Linked DNA regions of Homo sapiens: region 1 is linked to region 2. A link is an interaction called in ENCODE POLR2A ChIA-PET data of the cell type or tissue named here. Cell type or tissue: Caco-2. All regions are shown on one strand. Links, peaks and the distances in the headings refer to the core of each region. The heading gives the core; the rest is flanking DNA.

The links. ChIA-PET counts read pairs that join two places held together with the same protein. Peaks named below come from ENCODE experiments on the same cell type or tissue, not always from the same donor. Only the 100,000 strongest peaks of a DNase experiment are listed, where the experiment ranks them.
Region 1: POLR2A ChIA-PET joins it to region 2 with 5 read pairs; 1 of 35 experiments calls an interaction of 5 or more read pairs at or near these places.

Annotation. Positions count from the first base shown.
Region 1 is chr2:119,263,538-119,267,923 of GRCh38, forward strand. STEAP3 (STEAP3 metalloreductase) reads left to right here. Exons shown (of 6, transcript NM_182915.3): 6 at 1-2,115. LOC105373581 (a long non-coding RNA gene) reads right to left here. Exons shown (of 2, transcript XR_001739666.3): 2 at 2,088-4,386. Among named protein-coding and RNA genes, the nearest start is that of STEAP3-AS1, 17 kb to the left of the region's middle. RefSeq lists a silencer at 1,787-1,886. In Caco-2, for the core only: a CTCF peak has its summit at 1,814 (motif pointing left); a DNase peak (open chromatin) is centred at 1,814.
Region 2 is chr2:118,140,430-118,144,815 of GRCh38, forward strand. LOC124907879 (a long non-coding RNA gene) reads right to left here and starts at 2,600. Exons shown (of 2, transcript XR_007087211.1): 1 at 2,495-2,600. RefSeq lists an enhancer at 1,708-2,381. In Caco-2, for the core only: no CTCF peak of the experiment used is centred there; a DNase peak (open chromatin) is centred at 2,362; H3K4me3 peaks cover 911 bases.

The DNA.
Region 1 (4,386 bases), core at 71-4,070, 1.1 Mb after region 2:
CCACATATATAACAGGATTTGCAATTATACATAGCTAGCTAAAAAGTTGGGTCTCTGAGATTTCAACTTGTAGATTTAAAAACAAGTGCCGTACGTTAAGAGAAGAGCAGATCATGCTATTGTGACATTTGCAGAGATATACACACACTTTTTGTACAGAAGAGGCTTGTGCTGTGGTGGGTTCGATTTATCCCTGCCCACCCCACCCCCACAACTTCCCTTTTGCTACTTCCCCAAGGCTCTTGCAGAGCTAGGGCTCTGAAGGGGAGGGAAGGCAACGGCTCTGCCCAGAGCCATCCCTGGAGCATGTGAGCAGCGGCTGGTCTCTTCCCTCCACCTGGGGCAGCAGCAGGAGGCCTGGGGAGGAGGAAAATCAGGCAGTCGGCCTGGAGTCTGTGCCTGGTCCTTTGCCCGGTGGTGGGAGGATGGAGGGATTGGGCTGAAGCTGCTCCACCTCATCCTTGCTGAGTGGGGGAGACATTTTCCCTGAAAGTCAGAAGTCACCATAGAGCCTGCAAATGGATCCTCCTGTGAGAGTGACGTCACCTCCTTTCCAGAGCCATTAGTGAGCCTGGCTTGGGAACAAGTGTAATTTCCTTCCCTCCTTTAACCTGGCGATGAGCGTCCTTTAAACCACTGTGCCTTCTCACCCTTTCCATCTTCAGTTTGAATGACTCCCAGGAAGGCCTAGAGCAGACCCTTTAGAAATCAGCCCAAGGGGGAGAGCAAGAGAAAACACTCTAGGGAGTAAAGCTCCCCGGGCGTCAGAGTTGAGCCCTGCCTGGGCTGAAGGACTGTCTTCACGAAGTCAGTCCTGAGGAAAAATATTGGGGACTCCAAATGTCCTCTGGCAGAGGACCCAGAAAACCACACTGGCTCCAACTTCCTCCTCATGGGGCATTACACTTCAAAACAGTGGGGAGCAACTTTTCCACCAAAGCTACAAACCTAAAATGCTGCTGCCCCAAAGCACAAGAGGGAAGAGCACCGCCGGGGCCACAGGACGTCTGTCCTCCAGTCACAGGCCATCCTTGCTGCTCCCTACTGACTCTAGCTTACTTCCCCTGTGAAGAAACAGGTGTTCTCGGCTGAGCCCCCAACCCTCTGCAGAACCAGGTTGATCTGCCACAGAAAAAGCATCTTTGAAGACAAAGAGGGTGAGGTCTTCATGAGTCTCCTGGGCCCAAAGCCATCTTCTGATGGAAGGAAGAGAGTAGGGCCAGTGAAGGCTGCCCAGAGAGAATGTCACAGATGAGGCTGCCCCTGCCCCCCCCCCGCCAGGGAGGTTTCATGAGCTCATGTCTATGCAGCACATAAGGGTTCTTCAGTGAAAAGCAGGAGAAGAGCCCACTGCAAGGATAGCTCATTAGGCACATGACCGATGCAGGGAAGGCCATGCCGGGGAAGCTCTTCCTGCAGGTATTTTCCATCTGCTGTGCCAAGGCTGAGCGGCAGAAACTTGTCTCATAAATTGGCACTGATGGAGCATCAGCTGTGGCCCACAGAGAGCCTTGCTGAGAAGGGGGCAGGTAAAGCAGAGATTTTAGCATTGCCTTGGCATAACAAGGGCCCATCGATTCCCTACTAATGAGAGGCAGGGAGAGCATGGGCAATGGAGACCCACCAATGATCCCCAACCCCGGTGGGTACTGGCTGCCTGCCCTGGGCCAGGGAATGGCTCCTTATACCAAAGATGCTGGCACATAGCAGAACCCAGTGCACGTCCTCCCCTTCCCACCCACCTCTGGCTGAAGGTGCTCAAGAGGGAAGCAATTATAAGGTGGGTGGCAGGAGGGAACAGGTGCCACCTGCTGGACAATCACACGAAAGGCAGGCGGGCTGTGTACTGGGCCCTGACTGTGCGTCCACTGCTGTCTTCCCTACCTCACCAGGCTACTGGCAGCAGCATCCCGAGAGCACATCATCTCCACAGCCTGGTAAATTCCATGTGCCTCTGGGTACAAAAGTGCCTCAACGACATGCTCTGGAAATCCCAAATGCCACAGTCTGAGGTTGATATCTAAAATCTATGCCTTCAAAAGAGTCTCTGTTTTTTTTTTTTAACCTGGTAGACAGTATAAAAGCAGTGCAAATAAACACCTAACCTTCTGCAAACTTCAGGCTTTTATTTCTGCCATGTAGATCACGTATCCATTCGTCCACTGACTCGAGAAGCCTTCAGCTTGGAGCCTGCTCTCAGGCAGGCAGTGTGCAAGGACTTGGGACTGCCAAGGTGAACACAGTGATCTGTGCTAGAGCTGGCCAATGAGGAAGGGCAGATGTGCAGACCTAAGGGACTAAGGGACATGCCAGGGAGGAAATGGGCAAGATCCAGGTGACAGAGTGTCGGGTGGGGGTGTGGGGATGTGAAAAGGTGGCTTCCTGGAGTGGTCTGAAGGCTGAGGCCTCGGTGCAGGTAAAAGCAGCAGAGCTTCTTGAATTATAATGTGCCTGGGAGTCACCTAGGAATGTGGTTCGAATGCGGGTTCTGATTTGTGGTCTGGGGTGAGGCATGAGACTGTGCATTTCTAATAAGCTCCTGGGTGACCTGTATGGTGATGATCCTCGGACACTCCGAGCGACAAGAGCTTAGATGGCATTCTTTGCCTCTGCTGTGCTTAGTCTATGGCACACTAATCTGTACACACACATCTCTGTCCCCTCAATCCTCCCCATGAGCCTGCATTCCCCTGGCAGCCCTGGCAAGGTACACGTCTGTACAATGCTATCTATGACCCCCGTGTTCTCTTAAAGGCAGAGGGAGAAACACTCCATCTTGGAGCCACAGCCTTGCACTTTGTGCTTCACGAGGGCTGCGGCACATTGGCCCTGGGTCCATCAGGAAAACAAAAGGAGCTCTCTTCAGAGACCACCCAACTACCATGCAGCCGAGCCTTCCTGCTGAAGCAACCAGACTGCCTTATGGTACAGGGCAAGGGGGCAAGAAACCCAGTGCAGAAAGTGGTCTAGTGGCTAAAAACCATTTCTTGGGAACAATAACCAAAATACAGCCCTGCCATTTTGAGTTCATTATAAGGATTTTCCAAAGAAAGAACCATGGCCAGTAAATACATTCATGACAAACAATTTTCAAGGTGAAAAGCATCTTGTCCTTGGAGGTTTACTTTTCTCCTCTGTGTCCTCCCATGCATAAAGCTGAGAGAGTTAACTTTACAAAGAAGTAATCAAATAGATGAAAAATACCCCCTACCAAGGTAGCCCATGTAAGAACTAAGGAACCACCAAAATCACGCATATCAGTTCAGGAGAGAAAGTTATCATTTAGCTGTTTGACACGTTGAATCTTTTCCAAAAGCAATGAAGCTAGCTCTTGGAGTGCAGAAGCTCTCTTGTGCTGGGCCACTTCCCTGGTCTCAACCAAGAGAGAGTTGGCTCCACTAAAGCAGAAATTCTCAGTCCCATCCACAATCACTGACTTCTTCTAACAAGTCTTCTGAAAATCTCTTTACTAATTTCTGAAATGAAATTCAGAAATAATATAACCTACCTATGCATATAATTTTTAAAATCAGTGTAAGGTCTAAATTGAAACATAAAGTAGAAATAATTTACACTAATACATATATAACATTAATAATGAATAATTATTATATTAATAGCCTTACAATAAATAAATTGGTTTTTAAATACAGTATATTCAACTAAACATTGTTGGCTCATTTGTAGCTGACATTTTAAGATAAAAGTGCGTGTGTGTGTGTGTGTGTGTGTGTGTGTGTGTACTGTGTCCACTGTGAGTGTTTGAAATTGTGTTGAATGCTATGAAGAAATCACATAGGGTGAAGACCAATAAATGTCAACTAGATTTGGAAACATGGAAACCTAATGGTGAGAATTTCAGTAGGATGTTGAGGGTAAAATCCAGATTGAGTATGAATAAGAAGGAAATGGAGACAGTAATACTGGACAACTCTTCTGAGATTTGGCTGTAAAGCAAGGGAAAGAGAAAGGATGGGTAATGGGAGGGGTATGTGGGGGTTGAAGGAGGGCTGGTTATTTTTTTCCATGGTTCTGACCTAAACATGTTTTAAATGCTTCTGGGGAATAAACAAGGTGAAAAGGAATGATGGAAGATGAGAGAGAGAATGATAGAGAATCACAAAGTCCTGGAGGACATGGGAAGAGATGGAGTGCAGAGTACAGGTGGCTTTAGAGGAGGAGATTGTCCTTTACAACTAGGAGAGAAGGGGAAAAGAAGTGGCTGAGTATTGAGGGGAGGGGCTAGTTGTGATGACACAGCATGTGACAGTTCCCTTCTGATGTTGTCTGTTCTTTTTAAAAAAACAGTCAATCCCTTCTGCTGAGAACAGGGGAGGAGGAAGGTTTGGCTCTGAGGGCTGAAGAGGGACAAAATGGCTGAAAATA
Region 2 (4,386 bases), core at 121-4,120:
TGGAATAGGTGTGTTGTGGTGCTGAAAAAAATGTATATTCTGTTGATTTGGGGTGGAGAGTTCTGTAGATGTCTATTAGGTCCACTTGGTGCAGAGCTGAGTTCAATTCCTGGGTATCCTTGTTGACTTTCTGTCTCGTTGATCTGTCTAATGTTGACAGTGGGGTGTTAAAGTCTCCCATTATTAATGTGTGGGAGTCTAAGTCTCTTTGTAGGTCACTCAGGACTTGCTTTATGAATCTGGGTGCTCCTGTATTAGGTGCATATATATTTAGGACAGTTAGCTCTTCTTGTTGAATTGATCCCTTTACCATTATGTAATGGCCTTGTCTCTTTTGATCTTTGTTGGTTTAAAGTCTGTTTTATCAGAGACTAGGATTGCAACCCCTGCCTTTTTTTGTTTTCCATTTGCTTGGTAGATCTTCCTCCATCCTTTTATTTTGAGCCTATGTGTGTCTCTGCACGTGAGATGGGTTTCCTGAATACAGCACACTGATGGGTCTTGACTCTTTATCCAATTTGCCAGTCTGTGTCTTTTAATTGGAGCATTTAGTCCATTTACATTTAAAGTTAATATTGTTATGTGTGAATTTGATCCTGTCATTATGATGTTAGCTGGTTATTTTGCTCGTTAGTTGATGCAATTTCTTCCTAGTCTTGATGGTCTTTACATTTTGGCATGATTTTGCAGCGGCTGGTACCAGTTGTTCCTTTCCATGTTTAGTGCTTCCTTCAGGAGCTCTTTTAGGGCAGGCCTGGTGGTGACAAAATCTCTCAGCATTTGCTTGTCTGTAAAGGATTTTATTTCTCCTTCACTTATGAAGCTTAGTTTGGCTGGATATGAAATTCTGGGTTGAAAATTCTTTTCTTTAAGAGTGTTGAATATTGGCCCCTACTCTCTTCTGGCTTGTAGGGTTTCTGCCGAGAGATCTGCTGTTAGTCTGATGGGCTTCCCTTTGAGGGTAACCCGACCTTTCTCTCTGGCTGCCCTTAACATTTTTTCCTTCATTTCAACTTTGGTGAATCTGACAATTATGTGTCTTGGAGTTGCTCTTCTCGAGGAGTATCTTTGTGGCGTTCTCTGTATTTCCTGAATCTGAACGTTGGCCTGTCTTGCTAGATTGGGGAAGTTCTCCTGGATAATATCCTGCAGAGTGTTTTCCAACTTGGTTCCATTCTCCCCATCACTTTCAGGTACACCAATCAGACGTAGATTTGGTCTTTTCACATAGTCCCATATTTCTTGGAGGCTTTGCTCATTTCTTTTTATTCTTTTTTCTCTAGACTTCCCTTCTCGCTTCATTTCATTCATTTCATCTTCCATCGCTGATACCCTTTCTTCCAGTTGATCGCATCGGCTCCTGAGGCTTCTGCATTCTTCACGTAGTTCTCGAGCCTTGGTTTTCAGCTCCATCAGCTACTTTAAGCACTTCTCTGTATTGGTTATTCTAGTTATACATTCTTCTAAATTTTTTTCAAAGTTTTCAACTTCTTTGCCTTTGGTTTGAATGTCCTCCCGTAGCTCAGAGTAATTTGATCGTCTGAAGCCTTCTTCTCTCAGCTCGTCAAAGTCATTCTCCATCCAGCTTTGTTCCGTTGCTGGTGAGGAACTGCGTTCCTTTGGAGGAGGAGAGGCGCTCTGCTTTTTAGAGTTTCCAGTTTTTCTGTTCTGTTTTTTCCCCATCTTTGTGGTTTTTATCTACTTTTGGTCTTTGATGATGGTGATGTGCAGATGGGTTTTTCCTGTGGATGTCCTTTCTGTTTGTTAGTTTTCCTTCTAACAGAGAGGACCCTCAGCTGCAGGTCTGTTGGAATACCCTGCCGTGTGAGGTGTCAGTGTGCCCCTGCTGGGGGGTGCCTCCCAGTTAGGCTGCTCGGGGGTCAGGGGTCAGGGACCCACTTGAGGAGGCAGTCTGCCCCTTCTCAGATCTCCAGCTGCGTGCTGGGAGAACCACTGCTCTCTTCAAAGCTGTCAGACAGGGACATTTAAGTCTGCAGAGGTTACTGCTGTCTTTTTGTTTGTCTGTGCCCTGCCCCCAGAGGTGGAGCCTACAGAGGCAGGCAGGCCTCCTTGAGCTGTGGTGGGCTCCACCCAGTTCGAGCTTCCTGGCTGCTTTGTTTACCTAATCAAGCCTGGGCAATGGCGGGCGCCCCTCCCCCAGCCTCGCTGCCGCCTTGCAGTTTGATCTCAGACTGCTGTGCTAGCAATCAGCGAGACTCCGTGGGCGTAGGACCCTCCGAGCCAGGTGCGGGATATGATCTCGTGGTGCACCGTTTTTTTAAGCCCGTCGGAAACGCGCAGTATTCGGGTGGGAGTGACCCGATTTTCCAGGTGCCGTCCGTCACCCGTTTCTTTGACTCAGACAGGGAACTCCCTGACCCCTTGCGCTTCCCAAGTGAGGCAATGCCTCGCCCTGCTTGGGCTCGCGCATGGTGCGCTCACCCACTGACCTGCACCCACTGTCTGGCACTCCCTAGTGAGATGAACCCGGTACCTCAGATGGAAATGCTGAAATCACCCGTCTTCTTCGTTGCTCACGCTGGGAGCTGTAGACAGGAGCTGTTCATATTCGGCCATCTTGGCTCCTCCCCGCACCAATAGGTAATTTTTTAACCCTCACCTCTCTCTCCCTCCCCCAATTTGGAGTCCCCAGTGTCTATTTTTTTTTTTTTTTTTGAGATGGAGTCTCGCTCTGTTGGGCAGGCTGCAATGCAGTGATCTCAGCTCACTGCAACCTCCGCCTCCCAGCTTCAAGTGATTCTCCTGCCTTAGCCTCCTGAGTAGCTGGGATTACAGGCACCTGCCACCACTGCTGGCTAATTTTTATATTTTTAGGAGAGATGGGGTTTCACCATGTTGGCCAGGCTGGTCTCCAACTCCTGACCTCAAGTGATCTGCCTGCCTCAGCCTCCCAAAATGCTGGTATTACAGGTAGTGTCTATTATTTTAGTCTTTATGTCCTCGTGTACCCATTGTTTAGCTCCCACTTACAAGTGAGAATACGCGGTATCTGATATTCTGTTTCTGAGTTTGTTCACTTAGAATAATGGCCCCCAGCTCCATCCACATTGGTTCAAAAGACATGATTTCATTCTTTTTATGGCTGCATAGTATTCTATGGTGTACATACACCACATTGTCTTTATCTAATTATCTGTTGCCGATTAGGTTGATTCCATGGTTTTGCTATTGTGACTAGTGCTGCAATAAACATGAGTACAGGTGTATTTTTGATATAATAATTTATCTTCCTTTGGTATTCTATTTATATAATAATGCTCTTGTACAAATTTTATTTCCATGAGTTTTGATTCTTTCCATATTTTCTTGTAGAAGAAAGAACATACATCTCTCTGACTATATTCCAAATATCATCCAGCTCTGTAGAAATTTTATTAATTTCTCAGACTTGTTCTCCTTAAGACAATCTTCTTGAAACTCAGTAGTTTTCTATAATTGCTTTCAAGACTTTTAGTAGACTTCCTATCCAGGGAATTCTTTTCATCAACATTCTGGTTGGCTGTACACTTTTCTATAATTCATAGTTCTGTCTTTCTTGGTTTTTGCCAATTTTTCCCTCCCACCTCCTTTTGAGGGAGTACATCCTCAGGAAATTTATATATATGTAAATAGATTCTATGTATATAGATAGATCGATAGATAGATATAGATATATATAGATATAGATAGATATAGATATACATATAGATTTTTTTTTTTTTGAGACAGGATCTTGTTTTGTCACCCAGGCTGGAGTGCAGTGGCACAATCTCGGCTCACTGCAGCCTCAACCTCTCAGGCCCAAGCAATCCTCCTACCTCGGCCTCTTAAGTAGCTAGGACTACAGGCATGCACCACTGTGTCCAGCTGATTTTCTTATTTTTTGTAGAAACGGGGGTCTCACTATATTGCCCAGGCTTGTCTTGAACCCTTGGGCTCAAGTGATTGTCCCATCTTGGCCCTCCAAGGTGCTGGGATTATAGGCGTGAGCTATCATGCCTAGCCCAGGTAAATTCTTTAGAAAATGTATGGGTGAGGTAAATATTCTGAACCCTTGATTGTCTGAAAATTATGGTTTTTTTTCTTATTTTATGGTTCTTTCTCTGTTTCTTTCTTTCTTTCTCTGTCTCTCTCTTTCTTTTTCTTCCTTTCTTCCTTTCTTCCTTCTTTCTTTTTTGCAACCATAAGATGTTGAAGATGTATTTTTCTCATTCTTAAGCTGGATATAGAATTCTAGGTCCAAAATAATTTTACTTTCATATTTTGAAGCCTGTATTCTAGTGTCTTCTAGCATCCTTCATTGCTGATGAGAAGTCCAGTCCTGTTAGATTCAAATTTCTTTACAGTTACCTGTTTATTTCCCCATGGCCACCCAGTATCTCAGGG